Regions from separate parts of the Homo sapiens genome. Here region 1 is linked to region 2. The links are chromatin contacts, found by Hi-C in ENCODE. All regions are on one chromosome and are shown on one strand. Each heading gives the region's core, a stretch centred on a gene start or an enhancer-like site at or near the end of the contact. The rest is flanking DNA. Distances are from core to core; before and after follow the strand shown.

Region 1 (6,678 bases), core at 2,521-5,020, 1.0 Mb after region 2:
CAGCCATGTAGAACTGTAAGTCCATTAAACCTCTTTCTTTTGTAAATTGCCCAGTCTCGGATATGTTTTTATCAGTAGCATGAGAAAAGACTAATACAGTAAATTGGTACTAATACAGTAAATTGGAGTGGTGTGCTGCTGAACAGACTAATAAAGTAAATTGGAGTGGGGTGCTGCTGAAAAGATACCCAAAAATGTGGAAGCGACATTGCAACTGGGTAACAGACAGGGCTTGAAACAGTTTGGAGGGCTCAGAGACAGGAAAATGTGGGAAAGTTTGGAACTTCCTAGAGACTTGTTGAATGGCTTTGACCAAAAGCCTGATAGTGATATGGACAATGAAATCCAGGCTGAGATGGTCTCAGATGGAGATGAGGTACTTGTAGGGAACTGGAGCAAAAGTGACTCTTATGTTTTAGTAAAGATGCTGGTGGCATTCTGCCCCTGCCCTAGAGATGTGTGGAACTTTGAACTTGAGGGAAATGATATAGGGTATCTAGCAGAATAAATTTCTAAGCAGCAAAGCATTCAAGAGGAGACTTGAGTGCTGTTAAAGGCACTCAGTTTTAAAAGGGAAGCAGAGCATAAAAATTCAGAAAATCTGCCGCCTGACAATGTGATAGGAAACAAAGTACCATTTTCTGAGGAGAAATTCAAACTGGTTGAATAAATTTGCATAAGTAATAAGTAGCCAAATGTTAATCCCCAAGACAATGGGAAAAATGTCTCCAGACCATGTCAGAGGTCTTCACTGCAGCCTCTCCCATCACAGGCCCAGAGGCCTAGGAGAAAAAAAGTGGTTTCGTGGGCTGAGTCCAGGGTCTCCATGCTTTGTGCAGCCTAGGGACTTAGTGCCCTGCATCCCAGCCACTCCAGCCATGGCTCAAAGGGGCCAACAGGGAGCTTGGGCCGTGGCTTCAGAGGGTTGAAGCCCCAAGTCTTGGCAGCTTCCACATGGAGTTGAGCCTGTGAGTGCACAGAAGTAAAGAACTGGGGTTTGGGAACCTCCGCCTAGATTTCAGAGGATGTATAAAGACGCCTGGATGCCCAGGCAGAAGTTTGCTGCAGGGGCAGGGCCCTCATTGAGAAACTCTGCTAGTGTAGTGTGGAAGGGAAATGTGGGGTTGGAGCCCTCAACAGAGTCCCTACTGGGGCACCACCAAGTGGAGCTGTGAGAAGAAGGCCACCATCCTCCAGACCCCAGAATGGTAAATCCATTGACAGCTTGCACTGTGCACCTGGAAAAGCCACACACACTCAATGTCGGCCCATGAAAACAGCCAGGAGGGAAGCTGTACCCTGCAAAGCCATAGGGACGGAGCTGCCCAAGACCATGGGAACCCATATCTTATATCAGCATGACCTGGATATGAGACCTGGGGCCAAAGGAGATCATTTTGAAGCTTTAAGATTTGACTGCCCAGCTAGATTTCAGACTTGCATGGGGTCTTTAGCCCCTTTGTTTTGACCAATTTCTCCCATGTGGAAGAGCTGTATTTACCCAGTGCCTTTTACAGGATCATAGGTGAAAGGAACTTGCCTTGTCTCAGATGAGACTTTGGACTGTGAACTTTGGAGTTAATGCTAAAATGAGTAAAGACTTTGGGGGACTGTTGGGAAGGCATGATTGGTTTTGAAATGTGAAGACAGGAGATTTGGGAGGAGCCAGGGATGGAATGATATGGTTGGGCTCAGAGTTCCCACCCAACTCTCATCTTGTAGCTCCCATAATTCCCATATGCTGTGGAAGGGACCCAGTGGGAGACTGTTGAATCATGAGGGCTAGTCTTTCCCATGCTATTCTCCTGATGGTGAGTGGGTCTCATGAGGTCTGATGGTTTTAAAAATGGGAGTTTCCCTGCACAAGCTCTCTCTCTTTGCCTGCTGCCATCCATGTAAGACGTGACTTGTTCCTTCTTGCTTTCCACCATGATTGTGAGGCCTCTACAACCATGTGGAACTGTTAAGTTCATTAAACCTCTTTCTTTTGTAAATTGCCCAGTCCTGCGTACATCTTTATTAGCAGGATGAAAATAGACTAATATATGCACACTAATCCATCATAATAGAGTCATTCTCTTCCTTCAGTTTGGCTTCACTAGAACATATGCATCTGGATGAAGGATGGCACCATACAAAGAATATTGCATCCGATACCTCACATCACAAAGGGTATAAAGGAAGTTGAATGGGCCAATTGGAAAAATGCTAGAAAATCAAAAAATAGGTACCAGCCTATGCAGTCAAAGGCAAACTCTTTTTCCAAGTCTACAAGGAGTTTTTCACTTGAGACAAGCAGATCATTCTATATTCCAAATACAGCAACCTGAGCACCACTGCCAATTCCCCAATCCCTTTGAAAAAAGAAAAAAATTAATGCAGCCAATTGTTGAAATACTTGAATAACTGATTGTACAACCACAACCAAAGGTTTGCCATGGTCCCCAAGCAGAACAAAAAAGACACTAAAAACACAGATTTCTCACTAGGTATTTTTATAGGGGATAAAAGTAAACAATCAATGAAAGTGTCTCATGGAGAAGGAAATACAAATAGATAATTTTAGTGCCAGTTTTATCTGTCAGTAAAATCTGCAGCAATAAGCTCTGTTAATACCACAAGAGGAACCAATCAATGTATCGTGAGTTCAATGCACTAACTGACTGTTCATGTGTTTATCTAAATACTCAAGAGAGAAGGAGCCCAGATACCATGAAGTCCAGGAAAGAGTCCAAGTACCATGGGTCCTGAAGGCCTGCTGAAGTTTGGGTACCTAAAATAGGAACAGACTCCCGGGCACATCTCTGAGGCTGGTAAGCTAACATGAGTAAAATCACTCCACTGGAACTCCTGCTCCAAGTCTTTCTTCTGTAGCCTAATCCATTTGCCTCGGTATGCAGAACATCAAGAGTCACTTGGTGATCCTGAGTTAAAACAGCTCGAGCCTAACAAGGGAACAGTTCCTCTGGAATCACCAGTCACTTATTTCTGGGACAGTAGTAGGGAAAAGAAAAGAGACTTCAGGATCAAACAAACCCAAGTGTGATCAAACCCAACTGCATTTACTAGCCCTGTAATCTGGGGCAAATATCTTAACCTCTCACCTCCCTTGCCTTCTTTATCTACAAATGGTCTTCTTATGAACCCTTCAGGACTGTAGTAAAGACCAAATGGTATCATGAATATATGTGAAATACTAGCATACTTAGGCAGTCAGAAAACATAGTCATTAATATTGTCATTGTTATTGTCATTGTTTTGGCTCAACATGCTGACAGGCCAGAATATGGGCCTCAGGAGCATGAACCCTATCCACACTACCCTCATTTGCAACCACCCAGCTTATAAAAGGCAGAAAATAAAAATGCATGAGAGCCATCAGAGAAAACAACAACAACAAAAAAGAAACACCAGTTTTTTCATGGAAGGAAGAGAAAAAGTTAAAAAGCAAGGCTGCACACCTTACCTGGGCAGGAGACTGAAAGGAATTGTTGGCCTTCCTGACAGACCCAATGGCCTCCTGCCCACAGTAGGTCCTCTACATTCTCTGAGGATTTTCACATAGCTTTTTCAGGTAGCTCAAAATGCCAGCAATTAGTGATTCAAGTGTCCTCTTCAGAAAATGCAAATACCTTCGTTCAGGTTAGGGTTATGCTTATATTATGTCTCATTCATACACTTAGAAGAAGTTGTTCAGTCAAACTGCTCCCCTCTAAGAAAATGCTAGAATGCCACAAAGCACTTTTTATGAGTAAAGCAGGCTGCGGGGAGGAGAAAGGAGGACTGAAAAAGGCAGCGAGGGGAAACAGGGGAAGTCTAAGGTGGTGAAAATCTGATAGAAGAATGTGAAACCAAAACTAGCTTATTTAAAAATCTCCCTAAAAGATGACTGCCAATTCTACAGCAAAAGACTCCTCTCCACATTTTCTCTCATTTTCCTTGGTTCTGTCCTCCTAAGAACCAGAGTGGAGTCTCCTATCATAGTACCACAGTGAAATTTTTAACATGGGTTCAAGGAGATTCTGTGAGCCAGCTAAGAAATTTAACTTTAGTTGTTTAACTTTTTTTGTATGAGAAAACTAGTTCTGAGTTCATACAACTCACTTACATAAGTCACTGAAAGCAGAAAGTAAACTGTCTTGCTTAAGATCAACAATTATTTCATTAAACAAATAAATGAACAGATACATCAACAAATGAATAAATTAAGGGGAGGGCTTCCTGATTAGACTCACCCCTGATCTCAGTTTGGTTTTCTTCTAAGCACCTATCACCATCTGACCTCATAATTCATTGACCATCTTCCCTACTAGAACATAAACTCTATGAGGGTACAAACTGGTTTTTACACTACTGTTGTCCTCACCTATAATAGTGTATGGCAAATTGTACATGCTCAGTAAATATTTGTTGAATAAGTGAATAGCTGAACTGAACAGGAAATGTCTCTATAAGACCTTTGAGGTTTAACCCTAAGACTTTAAGAGTAATGCTCCAGTTCCCTCCCTCGCCCAGTTCCCCATTTCTAGTTTCACACCAGAAGAACATGACTACGTTCTGAGCTTGTGATCATTTCCCTTTAAATAATGCCCTATGGATCACTTCGAAACACTAGAGATTACTTGTCATGATACTGGTTACTGTCCCTACTTTTCCCCTGGGATTTTTTTTTTCTTAATGGCAAACCTTCAAAGAGGTTCCACCTGCACCAAAAATAGAAAATTCCACATAAATATAATGGCTTTCCCTGCTCTTTTTTAAGTACCTTAAACTCATTATCTTTTATCTTTGAGAAGATCTCTGAAGCCAAATCACACAGAACTGAAAGATATTCTCATTTCTTTTTCCATAGGAAAAACAAAAACAAAAAACTCTGCTATTTAGAAAAAATGCTGGGAGGGGGCACTATAACCTATTGCACCTATAAGTGTCTGTAAGTCACTTCCCCTGGCACCATCTGCTTCCAATATTACAAGTCTCCTCTATTTGAATAATGACACAATACCTTTTCCCCCTAATTGATTACTATCTTTTTAATTACAAAAAGGTCTTTACTACTAAACCAATGGCAAAAAGCAGGTCATACTAACTGTTATAAAATAATATAGCATTTCCCCACTTGCAAAGATTCATACATTAAATGTCTGATAATTCTCAAAATCAGTTAGGCCATCAAAAGTCAAAGCCAAGCTGCTTGTAAATCACATTTAAAAATCTGACAGTAAGCTGGGCGCCGTGGCTTATGCCTGTAATCCCAGCACTTTGGGAGGCCGAGGCGGGTGGATCACGAGGTCAGGAGATTGAGACCACCCTGGCTAACATGGTGAAAGCCCGTCTCTACTAAAAATACAAAAAGAAATTAGCCAGGCGTGGTGGCTCACACCTGTAATCCCAGCACTTTGGGAGGCTGAGGCGGGTGGATCACGAGGTCAGGAGATTGAGACCATCCTGGCTAACACGGTGAAAACCCATCTCTACTAAAAATACAAAAAATTAGCCGGGCATAGTGGCGGGCGCCTGTGGTCCCAGATACTCAGGAGGCTGAGGCAGGAGAATGGCATGAACCCAGGAGGCGGAGCTTGCAGTGAGCTGAGATCCTGCCACTGCACCTCAGCCTGGGCAACAGAGCAAGACTCTGTCTCAAAAAAAAAAAAAAAATCTGACAGTAATAATGTCTTTATATTCAGTCAACAAGCTTCCTCATGTAGATAAATAAGTAAAATAAAATAAACTTCACTTTATAACTCTAATCTCATTATAAGAATTCGAACACAGAAAAGGAAATTTATTAACTAATTACTATGAAGTTATATGGCTTGGTAGTAAACATTCAAAGCATGCAAAAAGACGTGGAATTCTTCAGTTGGAGACAATACTCAGGAAATAATATAGTTTTTTAAATAATTAATTATAACATACTCAGTCTAAGATATTTCTTTAAAAACAATGCATAATTAAAATTATTCACATATATCTGAATGAGTAAACAGATTTTGAATGGAACCAAATACATTAAAGTGTACTTGTGAGTTTTTAGAACACTTTCTTATATAATTCAGTACTAGTCAAATTAACTCTTCATTCCTAGAGACTTAAGGGCAAAAGGTTGCAAGGCTTAAGTAGTAGTTTTGAAAAATTAACACTTTACTACTCAGAATACATGTGAATAAATGTGCCACATCTACAATCTGCAAAACAAGTTCACTTCTTTCTGCTGTGGGTGCTATTCCTGAAAAAATCAAAGCGATTATAAAACAGGCACCTTGTTTTTTTAGACATGACCCACTGTGTTGCAGCGAAGGCTGCGGAGGGAAAAAAGTTCTATTGCAGCAAGCAAATGGCTACACTTTTCTGAAAGAATGAAATCCAAACTAAATCACATCGTGTGTAGCTCAGAAAGGGACATGAAGATACTCTTCTTAATGTAAGGCAAGATAGGTGATATATCTCCTAATGGTAAAAGCTGCAAGATAAGAAAGAGGTCTTGCCTGAGAACCAGCTACTCAGAGTTGCTGCAATCAACCCAAGAAACACTACATTGAGATATCACGTTAATTCAAACTTGAGCTCATTCAGCTCAAATATCACCTGGGGAAGTTGTTGCCCAGAGCTGATACAGGAAGATACTTGTTTTACAGCTATAACTTTAGAAATTAAATTTAAATTACTGATATAATT
Region 2 (6,760 bases), core at 757-3,256:
TTTTAAAATGCTTGCTAAAATATTTGCTATGATTTTACTTGCTGTTTCATGCTTTCCTGTTAAGTATTCTTCTCTTTTGTTGCCTGTACTTTACTTTCTTCCTCCTTTAATGTCTTCCTATTTTTCAGTATCTATTGTTGAATTATTTTGTATTTCTTAATATGTGCAAGAGATTTTTGTGCTGGAGAACAATAGGAATTGATATGTAATTTTTCTGGCTTTCACAACAAAAAGTCTCCTTTCTACTCAAATACCACAGAAAAACGCCTTTAGAACATGTGCAGTGTCTGTGTCATTATTTGTATATTATTGCTTCCTCTATTCTTGGAACCAGACTGGGTCCAGTAATGCTATTGCTGCCAGTCTATCTTACTCCAGTTCATGCACCCATAGCAGAAATAAGATGATAGATTTTTGCATTTCTGGGCTTATCCCTCCTCTTCAGGAAGTATATCTTTTGCCAGAAAATTTTGAGATTTGATATTATAAGGCTCCCTCTTTGCTTATATTCCTCTCTACGGTTTTTAATTTTTGTTTTATCCCATATAGCTTTTGTGATCTCTTTCATCAATTTGGAAGCTATGATTATAAATGTCTTCCAATTTGCCAAAAATTGGAGTTCCGCATGATTATTAAAAATTTTTTCTATTTTCAATTATTTTTGAGAAAAGAAATGCAGAATCCTGATTTCTGCAGCTATATTCATACCAGAAGTATCATTCTTTTGTTGATTCTTTAATGCCTTTAGAGTGTCATGCTTTAATGCCTTTATACAGTTACAAGTTAGAGAATTTTTACCTCCATGGAACTTATAACTTGAATGTACTGTAGGTACTGGATGATCAGTGCTGTGAGATTAAAACTATAGATTCAAATATCTCAGATAGAGATTTGTAATCATTTGCATAATCAGGATGAGTACATTGTCAAAAATGAGGGAGAATGTTAAGGATACTGGTTAAAGAGGAAGCAGAAGTGTCAGAGTTGAGTGACTGCTTAGAAACTGAGAAGCATGCAGAAACCAGTTATTCAGATGGAGCAATTAATCCAGGGCAGGTAAGAGGCAGAGACACTGTGCTAAAGATGAGAGAATCTTGGCCCAGCGCGGTGGCTCACGCCTGTTATCCCAGCACTTTGGGAGGCCGAGGTGGGCATATAACCTGAGGTCAGGAGTTGGAGACCAGACATGACCAACATGCAGAAACCCCGTCTCCACTAAAAATACAAAATTAGCCGGGCGTGGTGGCGCATGCCTGTAATCCCAGTTACTTGGGAGGCTGTGGCAGGAGAACCGCTTGAAGCCGGGAGGTGGAGGTTGCAGTGAGCCGAAATCGCGCCACTGCACTCCAACCTGGGCAACAAGAGCGAAACTCGGGAAAAAAAAAAAAAAAAGACAGGAGAATCTTAAAACCAAGAGAAAGCCTGCTCTCTCTCTCTCTATACATATATATATATATATATATATATATATATATATATATATACATATTTTTCTTCTTTGAAACGGAGTCTCGCTGTGTCGCTAGGCTGGAGTGCAGTGGCATGATCTCATCTCACTGCAACCTCCAACTGCTGCCCGGTTCAAGCGATTCTCCTGCTTCAGCCTCCCGAGTAGCTGGGACTATAGGCCCGGCCACCACAACCAGCTAATTTTTTTTTTTTTTTTTTTTTTTTTTTTAGTAGAGACGGGGTTTCACCATGTTAGTCAGGATGGTCTCTATCTCCTGACCTCGCGATCCGCCCGCTTCGGCCTCCCAAAGTGCTGGGATTACAGGTGTGAGCCACTGTGCCCGGCTGAAAGCCTGATATATCTTTCTACCATAGCAAGAACTAGCAGCACCTTACCCAGTATGAGACCGACCCAGGTCTGCCTTAATATATATACCGTAATATATACCTAACAGTTTTTTTTTTTTTTTTGAGAGGGAGTCTCGCTCTGTCGCCCAGGCTGGAGTGCAGTATCGCGATATCGGTTCGCTGCAAGCTCCGCCTCCCGGGGTCACGTCATTCTCCTGCCTCAGCTTCCGGAGCAGCTGGGACTGCTGGCGCCCGCCACTACGCTCGGCTAATTTTTTTGTGTTTTTAGTAGAGACGGGCTTTCACCGTGTTGGCCTAGCGGTTCTCCAACTCCTGACCTCATGATCCCCCCGCCTCAGCCTCCCAAAGTGCTGGGATTACAAGCGTGAGCCACCGCGACCCGCCAACACTCTTGACAACAGTGCTGTGCTAAGAACTTGGGGGACTTCAAAAAGTTCACCAGTTCCTGTGTCCATGGTAGGTAAACATTTTTAAAAGTACCTTTTTATTTATCTTTTCATATATTTATTTCGCTCTATCGTAACAATAAGCTGTATACTTCATATGTACAAGTCAGTTGCCTTTTGGTCTGATTTTCAGACTAATAGAGTCATATCAGATTCTTACCTTATGATATTGCTCAGGAAGATTAGCTGAAGTTCAAGGCAAGAGCAACTTAAGTAGGACAGATCTTTGAAAGATTTTTCAAAATCCGTAGGAACAATAACTCAAGTAAGGTAAATCTCTATAAAATTCTAGAAGATGTGTGTCTATAATTTAGGAGGCCAAAGACATTTTTAAGAGAAGGAAATAAAACTCTGTAGCTTGAAGTTTGGAAGCCTCAGGAAAAAAGCCTATAATTTCAATGGGATTTCTTAATAATAGTATTTTAGAGAACAAGTTTACAGCTACCTTTAGACAACATGAAAGAAGCTCACAAGTAATCTCCCAGGAGATGACATTGAATAGATTGGGACACCAAGGAAGATACTTAACTTTAACGAGTTTAAGTATCATACATATTTACTTTTAAGGTGTTCATTTCTTTAAAACAATGTGATGAAAATATAACATAATAGGAATGTATGTCCTATTTTAGAAGTAGGGCAAAGCAGGCTGTTTAATACAAAATTGTGAGTGAGATAATTTGAAGCTAAGAAAACATAAATACAGTATGAGCCCACATACCATGAAAAGGTAACAAATAGGGAAGGGAAACAGCGGGGAAAACCCCAGAGCATTTAATCTTATTTTATGGTGGCATTCATGTACTGAAAAGAGTGAAAGAACAGCCCCCACACTTCCAGAAATGAGTCAGTTTCATGTCTCAAGCTGATTATAAACCATTCAAGGGCGGCAGCCTCCCACAGCTGACTTTAACTGTGATTAGAATAGAGGATGGTCGTTAGTTTGGGCATGCCATATGTGCCCTGAAGTCTCAAAGCCTGATCATCAGGTAAACTTGAAGTTTCTCTAGGACCAGCTTACAAATAACTTCATATATGTATCCTGAAAAAGACAGCTCATCAACAGGCCGGTCACATATGCTTAAACCATACTCCAAACCATTTGGCATGCACTAGAGCAATTTTACAAGTTTAGAAACTCCATCTTAATTTTAAACCACTTCAGTTCTCCAATCCTTTTCCCATCACAAAGAAAAGTATTCCATCTGATGAACGTAGGTCATACTGTTTCGTACAAATCCCCAGATTCTTGTGAGAATCAGAATTTTTATCAAACAGTATGGATTCAGGACCGCTTATGGTCTGAAAGAGGAAAAAAAAGTCCTAGTTAACGTTATTGTCTTTGATTACAAAGCCCCGAGTGGAGGTGCTTGTAAAAATCATTTTTTCTTATTTTTTTCTTCTTTAATAACACAAGGGATTTAATACTTAGAGAAATCCTTTTAATCCTTTCATTTGAACAGAAGTTTATTTATAATACCTATAATAAAGCATTTAAAATTTCTGTTTGCAGGGTGAAAAGATTTTCTACATCTTTCCTTGACTAGAAACAGAAGTCCTGAAACAAGGTATTCCCAGTCATGTTGCGCATTTTCAAGTATTTAGATGCAGCTATGAAATAACTTTTTAAATTCTGTGGTGAAGTTTGATTAAAATAATTATGATAGTATCAGAACCACAAGATAGTAAGTGTGTTCTCTCTTAGCTGGCAGACAATTAAAAACTATATACGGGATGTTTTTATATTAGGTATATCCCAGTATATACAACAGATTACTAAAATTATAAATTGTAGATTTGAAACATTGCAGACTGTGATTAAAGAAAAAAACTTCCTCTTCACAAAGTTATCATCTTATTTAAAACAAAATGTGGAAACATTTCCCAGTATAATTTATGACTACTTCATATTAACAAACAAATACACTTACTTATTTGTGGAATATTCATTGAAAAAATGGAATGTTGAATTTAAGATAAATAGAAGTTAGTATTTTAAATAATTATCTTTTTCCTGAGCTCAATTTAACCTGTTAAACCTCATTTAAAATTGATACATTTAAAATAATTCTAATGGAGGATTTGGAAAGAAAAATCCTTTCCCTCCCACACTTACAGAAGTGCAAACCAAATTAAAAGAGCATGTAACCCAAAGTTGCATAGTGATATATTCAAAAGGAAATTTCAAAATTTGAAGATGTGGATCATAATACAGGAGTTATATGTGTTCATTTTTCACAGTATGTCCTTAGCTTTGCTCTCAGATAGACAGATTTTAAAAGTAAGCTGAATTATTAAGGCTCCAGGATGCTTCCCACTCCTACCTCCACTATCATGACAATAATGAAATCTACTCCAATACAAATTCGCATTCCATTTTCTTTTAGGATGTTTATGGCAAAATTAAATTTTAACTTACTTTTCATGTGAAGTAAAAAGTAAGAATGGTCACTATGCCACTTCATTTTTCTTCCAAAGAAAAACAAATACAGCACATAATTAATCCAGGACAAGTAATCCAGGATTAACATAAGTGGCACTACACATTTCTGAAATGTCCTCCAAACTAAAGGTTTATAATGAGTGAGACAAGAAATTATAATTCACTCTATCAAAAATCTGAAGAGGGAGGGAATATTTTTGCTATGCACAAGCTGAATCAAGTTAATGAGGCATCTAACATTGCAAAAAGAACGTTGTCTATAAATAAATTCAGTCTGATTGGGATGTATTAGTTGTCTGATAATATTCTGTAGCCTACAGATGCTTTGGGTGGAATGTAGATTTCTTAAAAGAGAAAGGCCAATGGAATTACTTCAGCAAAGCTCCAGGTCATTTTCTTTAAATGGCATTAAAAGAAAATGTCCCTTTAAAATATTTTGCAATCACAACAATATTTTCAAAGTAATACATTTAGCATAAGACAAAATATGCTCATCAGCTGAAATCCACCGGAACTTTAGAATTTGGAAAAAATATCTTCTCACTCACTCATATTTTTTTTCCATTGAAATCTGTGTCTTAAGGTACTACTCATGGGCAACATACCTAAACTCTAGAGAATAGGAAGAACATGCACTTAGAATCTCTGCTGTTGCTCAGCCTAGACCTAAACCTAGTACATGTACTTATGCTTATTGTTTATGGGAGGGCTAGACTTTTATTAATGAGTACAAGTTATTTCTGACTAGTTACCAGATGTTCCTACAGAGTGGTGAGAATATAATTGTTCCAATCAAATTTAAAGTTCAGGTTAATGGAACTTGTTTTTTTAATAGGATTGTAGAATCTAGAAGTGGAATACATTTTATATTGTCTATTCTGTTACCTCCTCCTTAGAGAACTCTTAATTTGCTCATTTACTCAAATTTATAATAGCTCTAAAGATATGTCTCCTTTAAATCATTTTCCATATATTCAGCATAAAATTACTTTCATCATTTTTATCCCTCTGAAATTAGTTTTAAATGTAAACTGTATGAATCTTTACTGACAAAAGCTCCAAGAGTAGAGAAAGGTATGAAGTGAAATTAGAAGTACTCCCTTTTCTACACACCTAACCCATCTCCTAAAATTTTCAACTATTAACATTTTCTTGTGTATTATGTCAGAAATATTTTCAGGATTCTGTGAATTCTCAAGGAGCTTATTCTCATGATCATTTCCTCACATCCTGTTTTCCCTAAATTAGTTTCCATGCCTCATTTTCCCAGGCTTCCCTGTGTTTTAGAATGAGTCATTGTAGGTAAAGGTTGGCTGGTTATGTCTCTGCCTACATGAAATCGGGGGACGTATGTATCAACTCTTGGAATTCTCCCTTAATTTTACCGACAGATTTTACAGGTTTTTGACTTGCAGTTCTGGGAGTTTTATGGACTTTATAGATGATATTGTTTTTCTATCATTTTATTATTTTTGTTTGTTTTATATTAGTGTCAGACTGGGGAGTAGAATAATATCTTCATATTGACATCTTACACTTAATAATTACCTTTATTCTCTTAGATAAAAGTTTGCTAAATTACACATTTTTGTTGTTCAGAAGTTCTCTCTGGCCACACTCAATTCACCTACTCTTTTCTGTCTTCAGATTCTTTGCAAATAGAATCCCGGATCTTAGGGTTGAAAGATGTTTTTAAAGTATATAATCCAGCTTTCAACTGATGAAGAAATCCTTCCTGTGATATTCTCCATAACTGTTTTCTATTCTCTGTTGGACAACATCAAGTGATGAGAAATGCACTACTTCATGACATGTGCATTTTATTGTCGGCTTCTCAATAACTACCTCTTATTGCTCCTAGGTACACCTTCTTGAGGCTTACTTGGTGAGTCTAATTTGTCTTCTGGCACCACTGTGAATTTGAAGGCTTACGTCTTCTTCCCTGATCATATGTTTTCTACATGTCAGGGTAAAACATTTCTATTTCTTTTAAACATTTGTCAAATGTAATAGCTGTCTATCCCTTCATGATTTCAATTCATTCAACAAATCC

What was found. A loop is a pair of places that touch in the nucleus more often than their neighbours do. Pooled maps may share reads with other maps.
Region 1: a loop to region 2 is called in a pooled map, with 11 times the contacts of the local background. The contact joins the enhancer-like site here to the promoter of LINC02327 in region 2. A Hi-C loop is called at or near these places in 4 of 37 single-sample maps with no recorded cell type and 4 of 50 pooled maps.

Annotation. Positions count from the first base shown.
Region 1 is chr14:29,853,966-29,860,643 of GRCh38, forward strand. The region is part of intron 1 of PRKD1 (protein kinase D1); the gene reads right to left. Among named protein-coding and RNA genes, the nearest start is that of PRKD1, 71 kb to the right of the region's middle. Within about 2 kb of position 3,771, at least 2 of the 41 ENCODE cell types and tissues checked have a DNase peak (open chromatin) inside an H3K27ac peak, as active enhancers do.
Region 2 is chr14:28,828,229-28,834,988 of GRCh38, forward strand. It overlaps LINC02327 (long intergenic non-protein coding RNA 2327), which reads left to right and starts at 2,007. Exons shown (of 4, transcript NR_184199.1): 1 at 2,007-2,274; 2 at 3,778-3,832. It overlaps LINC02281 (long intergenic non-protein coding RNA 2281), which reads right to left and starts at 1,925. Exons shown (of 4, transcript NR_187181.1): 1 at 1,846-1,925.